Linked DNA regions of Homo sapiens: region 1 is linked to region 2. The links are chromatin loops, found by intact Hi-C in ENCODE. Cell type or tissue: PC-3. All regions are shown on one strand. Links, peaks and the distances in the headings refer to the core of each region. The heading gives the core; the rest is flanking DNA.

What was found. Hi-C counts contacts between places; a loop is a spot of excess contacts. Peaks named below come from ENCODE experiments on the same cell type or tissue, not always from the same donor. Only the 100,000 strongest peaks of a DNase experiment are listed, where the experiment ranks them.
Region 1: a loop joins it to region 2, with 2.4 times the contacts of the local background. A loop is called at or near these places in 3 of 110 quality-filtered maps.

What each region holds. Positions count from the first base shown.
Region 1 is chr12:15,659,562-15,666,783 of GRCh38, forward strand. EPS8 (EGFR pathway substrate 8, signaling adaptor) reads right to left here. Exons shown (of 21, transcript NM_004447.6): 7 at 6,879-6,961; 8 at 6,195-6,331; 9 at 2,465-2,538; 10 at 1,053-1,179. Among named protein-coding and RNA genes, the nearest start is that of EPS8, 130 kb to the right of the region's middle. In PC-3, for the core only: no CTCF peak of the experiment used is centred there; a DNase peak (open chromatin) is centred at 3,260; H3K4me3 peaks cover 425 bases; H3K27ac peaks cover 2,254 bases.
Region 2 is chr12:15,713,736-15,720,957 of GRCh38, forward strand. All of the region lies in intron 1 of EPS8 (EGFR pathway substrate 8, signaling adaptor), which reads right to left. Among named protein-coding and RNA genes, the nearest start is that of EPS8, 72 kb to the right of the region's middle. In PC-3, for the core only: no CTCF peak of the experiment used is centred there; no DNase peak of the experiment used is centred there; H3K4me3 peaks cover 132 bases; H3K27ac peaks cover 2,458 bases.

The DNA of each region.
Region 1 (7,222 bases), core at 2,033-4,532, 55 kb before region 2:
GTACTTAATTTCAGAATATGTGGAGAGGAAGCACATCCATGTATTCACATGCAGAAGATAAAGCCAAAGGTCATATGCTCATTATACAAATATGTGCTACAGAAAGATTTGGAAGTTATCTGTAATGAAAGGGATATTTATTTACTATTTTATATCTTTCAATCTCTACCATTTTGTCAGAGGAAGTATAAACATTACTTCCATAATTTTAATTTTATATAGCTGAGGCCATTTTAAATAGCTGAACTGCAGCATACTTCAAAATTGTCTGTATGTGACTTTGTATGTGACCTGAATGTACCGTTTAAAGTTTTGTGATAAAAAATTCAAATCTGTTGAAACTTTTAAATATTTTAGTAAGTCAACCCTTTTATTTAACAAATAATATGGTTCTAGTTTACAACAGAATAAATCCAACTACAAGAATAGAGCTATGTCTTTCTTTAACAGATACTTAATTTTACAATAACTAATGAAAACTACAGATAGATGGTCACTGCCTGAATCTCAGTCTCTGTGATTTAGGTAAAACATTCCAGGATCTTTCTTCACTATAGCTGACTTATAACCAAAATGGACTCTTCCCTGAGTTCATCTTACTCTTTGCCTAAATCTCAAGTGCTACCCCAAAACTAGAAGAGGAACCCTAGTCCACAGTCAATGAAGTTTTGCTAAGTAGTTCTTGAGGGTCAAAACTCTGCCTAGTACCAGAGTTCTTTTTTTTTTTTTTTGACATGGAGTTTCCAGGCTGGAGTGCAATGGTGTGATCTTAGCTCACTGCAACCTCCGCCTGCTAGGTTCAAGCAATTCTCCTGTCTCAGCCTCCCAAGTAGCTGGGATTACAGGCACATGCCACCATGCCCGGCTAATTTTTGTATTTTTAGTAGAGACGGGGTTTCATCACATTGGTCAGGCTAGTCTCGAACTCCTGACCTTAGATGATACACCCGCCTCGGCCTCCCAAAGTGCTGGGATTACAGGTGTGAGCCACTGCGCCCAGCCAGTACTGGAGATCTAACCAGGCATTAGAAGATTAAGAAAATCCAACTTACCTCCTGGTCCTTTCCTTTTACCTTTCTTGTTTTTCTTCCTTTTAGAAAGCTCAGAAAATGCTTCTGCTGCTTTTTGGAGTTTTGTGATAAAAAATTCAATGTCATCCAAAATGTGGTTTAAGATTTGCTGAAATTAGAAATTATAGAATAAAATATAAAACAAAACTATTTTTACCTTAGCTGTACTCTGTTAGTAAATAATAGAAAGGTTTTTTTAGAAAAGGAAGCAGCCCACATGCCAATTTCAAGTTTATTACTAATTACAAGAATCAAACTAAATATACCTATAGCCATATTCTGACATTTACATTTTTCTTTAGCTTACTTTTGCTCTATTTTCAATGTCATCAAGGAAGCATTCACAATATCTGCTCAGATTATTATTTTCAATTACTCTAATTTTCTCAGTGTTCTCCCACACAGTTAGGAGGAAAATTCTAAAATAGGTTTTGTTAGAAGAGCACTGACATTTTTGCTTTACTGATAAATGTCCCAATAAAGCACTGACAATATTACTTCATGGAATTAAAGGTATACAGATTGTTGTGATAACCTAATAGCTAGTCTAGGATACTAAGCATTAATAAGAGTTTCCACATGACAAAATAGAATAATGCACCATGCTTTCAGAGATCACTGGAATGAATTTGATTATCTTATATACTATAGTCTTAGTTGCCTTTCTCCAGTATGTGTGAAACTTGACATTCTTCTAATTTAAGACTACAAATTGGGGTTAAACTTTTAAGTATAACATGTAATAGTGTGCTGTAAAAATTGAATTAGAAATTTCAAATTCCTTTCAGTATTTGTTTCTCAATAAGCTGGTAACATGTATATGGTATAAAAAGTAATGTATTAACATCATATTCTAGATCTCATTTAAAGAATGAAAATGCTATAATAAAGCATTTACAGCATTCTCATTCTGTAAATCACTATAAAGAAAACAAATGTAGCATTATCTTTTATAAAAGCTTTACGATTTACAAATCTATCCTTTAAAAATGCCACTTAACTTTTATCTCTTAGGTATTCTAAAATACATTGTTAATAAATGCCAAGAAGACATATTAAAAAGATATTTCAATTATGAATTACAAACGATAATAAAATAAAAATTGTACCATTCCTGAAATCTAATAATTCAGCCTAAGTTCCAATGTAAACTAGTTAATAAGCTGATTCTTCTATCATAGCCCAAGTCTACTAACTAAATATTGGCATAAAGGCAAAAATGTTTAACGAGAAAATAATTCAAAGGGCAAATTCAAAGGGCATAGCCATCACAGGTAACAGAAAACATGGTTTCCATAAAATATCTCTATTTAAATCAGCTTCATTTTCTTATGAAGTTTTCTTTTTCCTCTTAAAAGAAAAGCCAGTGATCTAAAGGCGACTCCTGTACTTACCACATCTCTGTCAATGCGGGCTGCCATCATCTCAGGTGTTTCTTCCTGCTCATGATACTGCCTTGGTTTCTCAACTATAGAAAGGACAATCATAAGTCTTTCAATCTTTTACTCCCACAATACCAATACAGACAATTAAAACATAAAAATTAGTTAAAAAGGAGGACCATTTGCCAAAGGGAACACCTCCACTGGATACACAAGTCAAAACTGTGCTCATCAGCCATGAAATGCATCCTTGTCAATACTAACAGGAGCAGTTGAGCAGAGCTTAAGTATTAGTCCTCTCAACTTTATGATGTTAATTTACCTTGTAATATCACCCCATTCTCTCTCTTCCCTGAGTCAGCTACCTGTAGAACCAACCTTAACTTAGCACCCTTTAATTCCTACACAAGCCAGAAATATAAACCAGCAGTCAAGCTTTTACTTCTCAAAAGCTGGTCAACTAAGTTCTAATGCAACAGAGCTATAATTTTTATACATTCCAACACTGTGACTACAATAAAGCTTTCGGAGTTCTGACAGCAGAGTGCTTCTTAAAATTCTAGTGTAATTAAGCTTAAAACCCACAATGTTGGGCTCATTAATTTTAAGCTACATGCTTTAAAAGCAGACAGAAATTTTCACATTAAAAAATAAATGTCTTAAGACCATTCAGGGTATTAAGGTTGCTCAGTTGGCTACAGCATGATGTTAATCATGAAGTTATTATCATGAACTCCTTCCTGGTATGAGTCAGTTAATACTGCCTCTAAACACAGAGAGTTGTTACAGATATCTCATGGTAGAATAAATTTCAAAATATATGGATGGAACAACAGAAACGTAACACCACAAATGGAAATACAACTCATGATACATCATCGTGACTCATGATGTTCAATAGAGAGAACTGCAAAAAAAAATTGGACACTTTGTATTGCTATTCTTCCTTTACACTAACTTTACCTGTAACTGGAACACTTGCCAACAAAAAAAAAAAAAAAAAGAAAGAAGAAATCATCGTGTCTTATGAAACTTAATTAGCGGCTGTTAACTACTTTAAGATAATTAAAATTTCTATCTATGAAATCTTGCCAGTTAGCTACTATTTTACACATAGATAGCTGCTACCTTGGTTGTAGTGGACTACCACAGAAAGTACTAAGTTGAGGTTGAAATAGCTATTAGGAACTCTACAGAGGCCCCAAAAAATATCATTTGGAGGGCACAGTGAGGGGGAGATATGGTATTTCTTGGGCTCTGTCAGGTCTGAAACACGACTAGGAACCCTAGTGCCACTGGCGCTATTCCACAGAGATCACCTTTGGAAGTCAGGGGTAGATATGCCTCAGGGATTCAACGGAGAAGCAGTTCAGCCTGAGTCAGCTGGAGCATCCAGAGGAACCAAAAAGATATTCCTCCTGAGGGGCTTTCCAACTAAAAACTGGACTGGACCCAGGCCAAACCTGATATAATAAGTCTTCTGTTTAGGCTAGTGGTAAATTAGAAGTTCTGAAAGCCTTATCTCACTTAAACAGATGACATTGCAGAAAATATTTCAGATAAAATTTAATGAAAGCTCAGAAACCCCTAGGGATAAATTCTGTCTTTGTTATAAATTATATTAGGTTCAGCAGGGCATGGTGGCTCACGCCTGTAATTCCAGCACTTTCAGAGGCTGAGGCGGGAGGATCACGAGGTCAGGAGATCAAGACAATCCTGGCTAACACAGTGAAACTCCATCTCTACTAAAAATACAAAATTAGCCAGGTATGGTGGCACACGCCTGTAATCCCAGCTACTTGGGAGGCTGAGGCAGGAGAATCGCTTGAACCAGGAGACAAAGGTTGCAGTAAGCTGAGATCGCACCACTGCACTCCAGCCTGGGTGACAGAGCAACACTCCATCTCAAAAAAAAAAAAAAAAAAAAAAAAAATAATATATATATATATATATATATATATATACACACACACATATATATATGGTTCAACATATAATATACATAATATATATTATATATATTAGGTTCAACATATATTTTTACAGGTTTGTTCAGAATGTCTGTAAACTTGTCTTATCCTTCCTCTACTTCAGACCCTCTTCATCGAAACAGTAACAACAAAAACACCATAAGTACACAAAAAGTATAGAATACAATAAATTACTGTCTTTTAAACACATTTTAAATACAAAGCAGATCAATACAAATTTACATAACTTATGAAAACGGAAACTGTTATAAAATTAAACTACATATCTCTGTTAATTAATTTTTTTTTAAATAAATGCATCAAAGAATTCTTTTTTTCATATCTTTGGTAGCTCGGCTTACATTTCAACCTCTGAAAAAACCTTTAAGAATACAAGAAACCTAAACAAAATAGAAAACAATTCAGAAAGAAAATGAACTCAATTTGGCAAAATGAAAACCACAAATTATGCTTACTATTTTGTAGTAGGTACTACCATAAACATTATTTACTTTCAGATTCAGAGCAACCCATGAATTATTATCCCCATTTCAGAGATGAGACCGAAGTACAGAGAGATAACTTCCCAAGACCACACAGGTAGACATATCAGGTCTTGCTTCAGAGTCCAACTTTTACTCTGCACATCCAAAGTAGAGTCCGAGGTGACTCATTTTTGGAAATGAGTTATATCGTTTAACTATAGTGCCAGATACCCTGTGTGAATAATACTTTACTGGATAAAGAATAAGAAGTTAAGAAGTTCCACTGGAGTAGCGGCAAAAGAATGAGGCTCTAGAGTTCATCAGATTGGAGCCTGCTGAATCACAATTTATTCGTCCTTAAAATGAAGATACTAGACCAAACATATTTTAAGGCATTTTTTTAGTTATAAACATTTCAGATTCTAGTAAAATATTCTAACATATAAAAAGTAACACTAAGTTCTATGTTATAATTGTTTTTAAACAGAATGCCAAGGTGAAATGATGCCACGCTCATAGGGCCCACTTGACAAGAACAGTCATATGATGGATACCTTTTACCCTTCTCCACTGCCAGCAGCCAACCACTGTCCTGACAACCTTTCCATGAATATGACAAACTTGTCCAAAAAGGGACTCTAGTTAGATAATAAAAAATGGAAAGAATGTTAAGTGCAATCTTTAAGAAAAACCTGTATATATTTTGTTGCCATCTTTTTGTCAATCAAGTAAAACTTCCTCTTAGCATTAAAAAAATAAAAAGACTCTAACCCTAATACCATATTTATTAAATGGTGGGTCTAAACTCTTACAGATAATAATCTTAACAAAATTCAAGGCTTAACTTTATTTTATCTAAGATTTGATTTTTTTTTTTTTTGAAATGGAGTTTTGGTCTTGTTGTCCAGGCTGGGGTGCAATGGCGTGATCTCAGCTTACTGCAACCTCCGCCTCCCGGTTCAAGTGATTCTCCTGTCTCAACCATCCCAGTAGCTAGGATTATAGGCGCATGCCACCACACCCACCTAATTTTTGTATTTTTAATAGAGACGGGGTTTCATCATATTGGTCATGCTGGTCTCAAACTCCTGACCTCAGGTGATCCGCCCGCCTCGGCCTCCCAAAGCACTGGGATTACAGGCATGAGCCACTGCGCCCGGCCAGAGTTGATTTTTTAAAAACTAACCTCAAGCTTCAGTTCTGAAATCAGCATCAGAATTTGAAAGCAAGAACTATGTCCCAACCCAAAGTAAGTGTTCAATAAGTATTAATTCTAGGAAGACTCACAGTCCCCTTGGTCGGCTGCCCATGCAGACCAGGCTGCCACTCGACTTCTAACATCCACCTGGGTGACGGTCCCAGGGGGCGCAGGGGCAGGAGCTCTGGGTGGAGGCGGTATACTAGGGTCTGCATTGGAAATCATCCTTAAAAAGATGAAAACAAATAGAATTTTTACCATCTCTATTTCTATAACATATCAATTAACTCAACTTGTGGTACTAGTTATTAAAATTCAAAAAGAACTATGTCAAGGGACAATAAGGATTTCCTAAGCATTACACATTATGCATATTTATGAATGCATATGAAATAAAAAAATTAATAGTCAGCTGAAAACTAGGTTGATTTTCCTTCTGAGTCTTATGTGATTTGAAAGGGCCATGGAACAATTACAATCCTACTGTCTAGCTTGTATTTCCCTAGGATACCTTCTCTTAAAATGCCACTCATCTTTCATGACTCTGTGACTTCCAACACAAGTGAAGCCATATCAGAGAAAGACCAAAAATATGGAGAGAAGAGGAGTAAACACACTGACAAACTTGGGAGAACAAATGTGTTGAGACTACAGGTTATGATCTATACAATACAATAATATACTTCCATAGAAAATAATTTTTCTAACTCTTTGGGGAAAAAAGCCTTAGAAACAAATCAATTCCACTCCTTGATTTCTTTCAATGCTTTTACCTCAGGGCGTCGGGCCGCCTCTTCTGTTTCCCTCCTTTACTGTCACTGATTGCACTTTCAATATCTTCACTAATTAGGTTTGCCTGCAAAGAGACACAAGTTACCTGAAAGTTTATGGATTTTTCTGAGTCTTGATATGTAGTTTAAAACAGAAAAAGGGATTGTTCCTTGTCTGAATCAGTAAGTATCTTGATGTAAAAAGTCTTTTTATAAAAATCTTGCAAAACATGACTCTTGTGGTTTTTATAATGGTGAACTATATAATGATAAGATTTTAAAAACTGAAGAAATTTTTAATGATTATCTTAAAGGGAAACTATCCTTGAATAAAGGCAATGATAGAA
Region 2 (7,222 bases), core at 2,673-5,172:
GTCTATCCTCATAGTTAAAAAATGGTGTCGGGGAGGAGAAATTCACTCATAGTCATATTAAGACTTAAGAGAGCTTGTCTCTGAGAATCTGGGTGAAGAGGACAGGGGAAATGCTATAAATGCTATAAGAAATTAAAATCCTAAACCTATGACACAACAGTTTTGAAATGTGAATCTTATTTGTATGAGAATCTCCTAGGTAAAAAAATTAAGAATCTCCAATCTAAGGAATTAGATCCTGGGCCAGTGAAATCTGTAAAGTATCTAGAAGAAACAAACACAAAACTATTTTAAAGTGATGAGAGGTAAACAAGGCCCCACGGGATTTCTTTGGGTAGAAAAACCAAACCAAAACAAAACAAAACAAAAAACAATCCCCAATGAAGATGAGCTTATAAATTTAGAGATTACAAAATATGGAGAAAATGATTTACTGTGATTATTAACAAATATGCCAAACAGAAAATTGAGTGCTCAACTGATTTTTAATATGAAGACACCAAAAAAGTATATTTAAATTATTAAAGAAATGGAGAGAGAAAAAAGAGCCTATAAAGAACATAAAACTAAAAAATCTGTATGTTTTATAAAACCAAATTATATTTGAATAAAGATATGGCACAGGCTGGGTACAGTGGCTCACACCTGTAATCCCAGCTCTTTGATAGGCCACGGGTGGGAGGATCCCTTGAGTCCAGGAAGTCAAGAGCAGCCTGGGCAACATACCAAGACCCCATCTCCACAAAAAATTCAGCAATCAGCCAAGCATGGTGGTACACACCAGCAGTCCTAGATGCTCATGAGGCTGAGACAGGAGAACTGCTTGAGCCCAGGAGTTTGAGCCCAGGAGTGAGCTATGATCACGCCACTGTATTCCAGCCTGTGTGACTGAGCAGGACCCATCTCTTTAACCCATTTCTCACTTAGAATAAAAAAGTGCTGCTTGTTGCCAGTGCAGTATTCTTGGGGCAAATGGGAAATGGGTAAAAAACAAAAATACATTCTCTGTATAGTGCACTCAGAGTTTTCATCAGGTTTCTATAACTTTAAAAGTGAAAAGCATCACTATAAATAGAATTTTTAAAATGTATTTAGAAAAGCAATAGTCAATGTCAGAAGTCAATTGCCTGGCAGAACCTATTCTACATCCACTTTTGTTCTCTACCATCTCTCAAGCTCCTGACCACTGTATGCTGCAACTCCTTATTCCTGAAAATTCTGACCCATCCCCTGGGCCATTCCTTCCCATCTCCAGCACCCCTGCAAAAAAGATTGAATGGAAACTGTGACATGCCACCCACATCTCCTTTCAGGACTGAAGGACTGATTCCCCAACTGCTGTGGTGCTGCCTGCAGACAACCTTCAACTATCAGCTCTTTCAGGATGGCCTCACTTCACCCAGTATCACACTCCCTTCCCAGGGAAGCCCACATCCAAAGATTGGTTGACATGTGGAAGACAAAGCCTTGGTCCCCTTTCTCCAACTGGGGACAAGGGTGAGGTGGCCTCTCAGCTTTGAAGCACCCCACAGGGTCAGATTTTATTTGAGACTACATGGCAGCCCAACATCCCCCTTGGCCCAACAGTGTTTCCTTCCTTCCCTTCGTCCACAGGGGCTGATCCCAAGAGCGCTTTCTTTTTTTTTTTCTTTACTTTTCTTTTTTTTTTTTTTTTGAGATGGAGTTTCACTCTGCCGCCCAGGCTGGAGTGTGCAGTGGCACAATCTTGGCTCACTGCAGCTTCCGCCTACTGGGTTCAAGTGATTCTCCTCCCGAATAGCTGGGACTACTGGTGTGCGCCACTACGCCTGGCTAATTTTTTGTGTTTTTAATAGAGATGGGGTTTCACCATGTTGACCAGGCTGGTCTCGAAATCTTGACCTCAGGTGATCTGCCGGCCTCCCAAAGTGCCCAGCTAATTTTTTGTGTTTTTAATAGAGACAGGGTTTCACCATGTTGACCAGGCTGGTCTCGAAATCCTGACCTCAGGTGATCTGCTGGCCTCGGCCTCCCAAAGTGCTGGGATTACAGGCGTGAGCCACCATGCCTGGCCCCCAAGAACACTTTCTAATAAACTTTCCCGAACACTAATTTCCATCTCAAAATCTGCTTTCTGGGGAACCCAAACTGCAACAGAAGGACATTAGGGAAAAAAAAAAACACGGCAGGACACAGAAACTGAAGGGAGTGAGAAGAGGATAATAATATTAAGTCTTGAAACCAATGGAGAGAACAGCAGAAAGTACTAATATAATTCCTCGATGAGAAAATCAGTATTAAAAGTAGCAAGAAGAAAACCCTTCAAAACGAAGAATATAATCAAAATAAACACTATAATCATAAAATTCCAACCCAACATTTCAAAGTATCACTAAACTTGAGAGCTGAAAGAAATCTGAGAGAGTATCCCAATTCCAATCCCTGTCATTTTTAAGATACTGTCTCTTAAAAATGGTCCATAGGTCTGCCAAATGCCAAAAAATGTTGCTGCTTGGAAACAGACAGTTTCCTAATAGTAAGTTAACAGGTACAGTTAATACCCTGCTGTTAAACAAAATTCTGATATACCTTTGGCTCCTGAATTATCTATCAGTAAAGATGATAATGAAGTCTTATGAAAGGCTAATCTGGCACAGACTGATATATGACAAATCATTGTCCAAATATTAAAAAAATGGCATGGACTGAAACCATCCATAGTCATTCATATCCATACACAGGATATCAATGATAGTGGAACAATTCTAAGCAAAGCTCATGGGTATTTGCTGATTCCTTCAGTTTTCTATGATAGGGCAGTTTACCAGAAGTAGTCACAGGAAATATTATATATTTCGAATGTGACAGATTTGGTTACTGCACTTTTTTCCAAAGCTCTTGAAGCTGGAAATTGCACACACACACATCTTTACTGGTAACCTTGCCCTACATTCCCATACTTTGTAACTACAAATATAGAGGCAGACAAAATAGGCTGTAACATAATCTGTAAGCTAAGATCATCAGATCCAAAATGATGTGAGGTCACTTACATAAATTGTTAGGACAACCAAGCAGAATCGATCAACAATGTCACAATCCATTCATCTTGGAAGTATAAGCAAAATTTCACTTTCAGTTCCTGTACTGTTCAACCCCAATTCCTCATCGGTCCTTCATTCCTTCTTCTTATAAGATCCACTATCTGCTTTGTCTTCTCTAAACCAATCCTTCTCCTAACTTTAATACCTTTTTCAGTGAGAGTAAGAAACCCAAAAGAAGTTTCTAAAGAAATACTCTAAACTACATATTATCAAATTTCAATTACATACATGCTAAGTTAGTTAAATTTGTATGGATACAATGATCAATCAAATGCTTTAACAATTTACCTGGAGAGGGACAGGAGATGCAATATGACTTATCTTTGGGAGAATCATATCTAACTACAATTATAGTCATGCAAAAGGACAAACATGCCTGGCATGTAAATGATGGGAATTTGTTAAAACATTCAATGAGTCAGTATGGGTTGAAGCTATTGTTTGGCTGTAGAGCTAGGATTAAAGGTAGAAAAAACAAAAAAAGGGAGCCAGGCACAGTGGTTCACACCTGTAATCCTAGCACTTTGGGAGGCCGAGGCAAGTGGATCATCTGAGGTCAGGAGTTCAAGACCAGCCTGGGCAACATGGTGAAACCCCATCTCTACTAAAAATACAAAAATTAGCTGGGCGCGGTGGCACGTGCCTGTAATCCCAGCTACTTGGGAGGCTGAGGCAGCAGAATTGCTTAAGCCCCGGAGGCAGAGGTTGCAGTCAGCCGAGATCGTGCCATTGCACTCCAGCCTGGGTGACAGCACGAGACTCCATCTCAAAAAAAAAGAAAGAAAGAAAGAAAAAAGAAATGAAATGGACACTTCTTGGCATGAATAAATATAAATAGCAGGACCAATATTATACGTTCTTTCCAGAAGTTATTTAGAAGAGTGAGACCATACTTAAATTAAGTGTATAGATGGCATTAGTAGTCTAAGTTAGGAAAATATTGATTTGAGAAAAATGAACCGCAAAATTATGTAACAGGGAATATAAATGAACAAAATGGTAGTTTTGCCTTAAATTGGCAATGTTTAGGAATGCATTAAGGGAAACACCACACAAACTTATTTGATTATGGATTTTAAATGTCACTTTCAACCTAGAAATCACTGTACAGCTCCAATAAGACATGATCTTATTTGGCAATTTCAGTTAAAAAGACAGCAAGAAACAAAAAAATTGGTGGAAAAAGTGATTTCTCATTTCCTTTCATGTCCTATAACTAAAGATTAGATGTAAAGTGTTAAGACCTCAGCACAAGGAAACCAAAAGCTTGTGTTTGTGCACCAAGTCTGCCACTTAATAGCTCTATAACCTTTGGTGAGTAACTTAACCTCTCTCAGCCTCTGCTTCCTCACCTGTAAAATGAGACCAATGAGACCAATTTGTACAGTCTCATTCAGATCCAATACCCCAGAACATTTTCCTAATTCAAATTTAAAAGGAGAAAACCTATTTAATTAGATTTTGGCTAAAATACAGTAACTAGCAGTTTTACACTTTTCAACATAAAATTTCTGAAAAAAGAAATAACCAAATAGTCACAAAACCTAATGACGAATAAGGAAAAATTATGAGTCACTATGAGGACATCTGCAAATTCACCTTACAAATTATTGAATAACAATATTTATAGAGCCTCCCATTTCTGCTGAAAATTTCCCATTTAAATACAGACTCTGCTGAAACACAATAGGTACAAAGAATTGAAGCAGGGAAAATGAAAGCTTTTGGCATGTAGTATCAATATTTCCCATAATTATGAAGATTTTACTTAGACTTTCCTCATTTCACCTGGCTCAAATGGAACTCCCATCCCCTGTAATTAGCTTGATGAGTGCATATCAAGAGTCTCATATTCTACCAAATCAGCTAGCTGGACATGTTGGTGAATGTATATCAAAAGAATTGTCTAGAAGGTCCTTGTAAAACGCATTTTTAAACCTACAATGTCCTCAAAGCCTGTCCTTTCCACAAAAAGTTAAACTCTAAACAAAACGACAGGACTACTTCAGCTTATTAAAATCATGAGTGCTTCCGGGTTCTTAAGTGCCATTTAGAGAAAAAAAAAGGCATTTCTTACAGAAGTATCAATCCTTTCTGGAGTATTTTTACCTTAACTCTGAAATACTGTCAGGAAATTATCACATTAGCTAGGTAGCAAGACTTAACCTCTCCTATCTATAATCATGTGCTATATAGCAATGGGAAGGAAGCGAGGAAGGAAGGAAGAGAAAGGGGCAAATCAGTAAATACAAAAAAGGAACTGTGAATGCTGATAAGGTGTCCTCTTATCAAAAAATCAGGGGAAATGCCCAAGTTTAATTCCAAAGCATGTACCTATTGAAGCACTGCAAAACATCATCATATATATGTATATATAAACATACATATATATATATATACACACATACATACATACTTACATATAAGTTAATTACTGAGCAAGCAGCCTTGACAAGTCAGGAAGCATTACAATACACAGAATAAAAATGCCTGTTTTCTGAGTAGCAGTTTAGAAAAAGCTGTGCAAACAGTTGTTAAAATGATATAGCTTATGTCATCCTTTAAAAGTAAAACCTGCAATTAAATTTGCACATCAAATGATCCTTGAAGCTTGTATGTTACCAATAAATAGGAGTGATAGAAAGGGCTTGAAATCAGACAAGCCGTGTCAGTGACACACAACAGAAATGCAGTCATATAAAGAGAAGATATTACAGCAACACATGATCTGAAGCTGAATGCCACAGTGATACACTCACATTAAATTGCCAGAGGACATATCAGTTTTTAAAACGGTTTAATTTCTTTGAATATCATTGGACTAGAGTTTGCCCAGGTGGCAGAATTTAGCTGGGGCCTTTGGCTGAAAATTGTTAGTGCAGTGAATGTTTACCCTGGGTGGGCAAAATATTAAGGATCCCTTTCAAGTTTATTTTCAATTGATAAAATGCTTATTCTCCTAACCAAGTCTTAATCTTTATTTAGATTATAGTTTAAGACCTCTTAATTGTAATTCTAAAAATGGTATCTAATCCCCTTCTATTTTTGACATGGGGCTATGAAAAACAGATTAAACCAACTACGTCAAGAGGTGGTATGTTATGGGCAAAAAGCCATGGATTTGAAATCTAAACCTTAATTATTTTCCTGGCTATACAATTTAGTGTTATGTGACAAACAAATCATCAGTATAGGCAGTAGAATGTAGTTGTAAAGAATTCAGGTTCATGTACAAAACAGACTCATATCCCAACTCCATACTTTAAGGCTATACAACTTTGGCCACATTACTAAATCTGTTTGCTTATCTATAAAATGAAAATAATAGTATCTTCTTCACATATTATTTTCAAATAATATATGAAAAGAGTATAGCATAGTACCTGATTAATTATAAGTAATAAATGGTAGATTTAAAAAATCACATCTGAGTTTTCTAAGTAATTCAAATATTTCCCCCTTGCTAGATAACACTTGGGATCAGATGAGGTAACATAAATTGTAACCTCTTTTTTTAAGAGATAAGGTCTTCCTATGTTGCCTAGGCTACACTTGAACCCCTGGGCTACAGCAATCCTTCTGCCTCAGCCTCCTGAGTAGCTGGGATTACAGATGTGCCATCATGCCCAACAATAACTCTTCTTTACTCCAGGGTGACTAAGAACATAATGGTCACACTACTGATGTAAGCAAAGCATACTGTAAAAGAGGTCCATTGACAGTCACATTCTGCTAAGTGTTACAAATAATCATACACTTAGTGATCAACAAATGGGGTGTTCCTTAAATCTGGTCGTGTTATTTACTTAGAACGCTTCAGTGTTGTCTGAATGCAGTCATAGTAAAATCAAAGCCTCTTACTGTCACCTAAAAGCCCTTTTAGGATCTGTCCCCTGCCTCACTTTTCAGTTTTGTCTCTTTCCTTCTTCTATGACCTCCTTGCTCACTTTGCCCCAGCTGTGGACTCCCTGGGCATGTTGCTCCCTCTGCCTGAAACTCAAGTTCTCCATTTCTTAGCAATTCTCATCCTTTAAGCCTGTTTATCTACCACTTGCTCAGAGAAGCACACCCAGATATTTAAAGTGCTGTATGAGATTATCTATCCCCAAACCTAACCCACCCTCTTGCATTAATCTCTG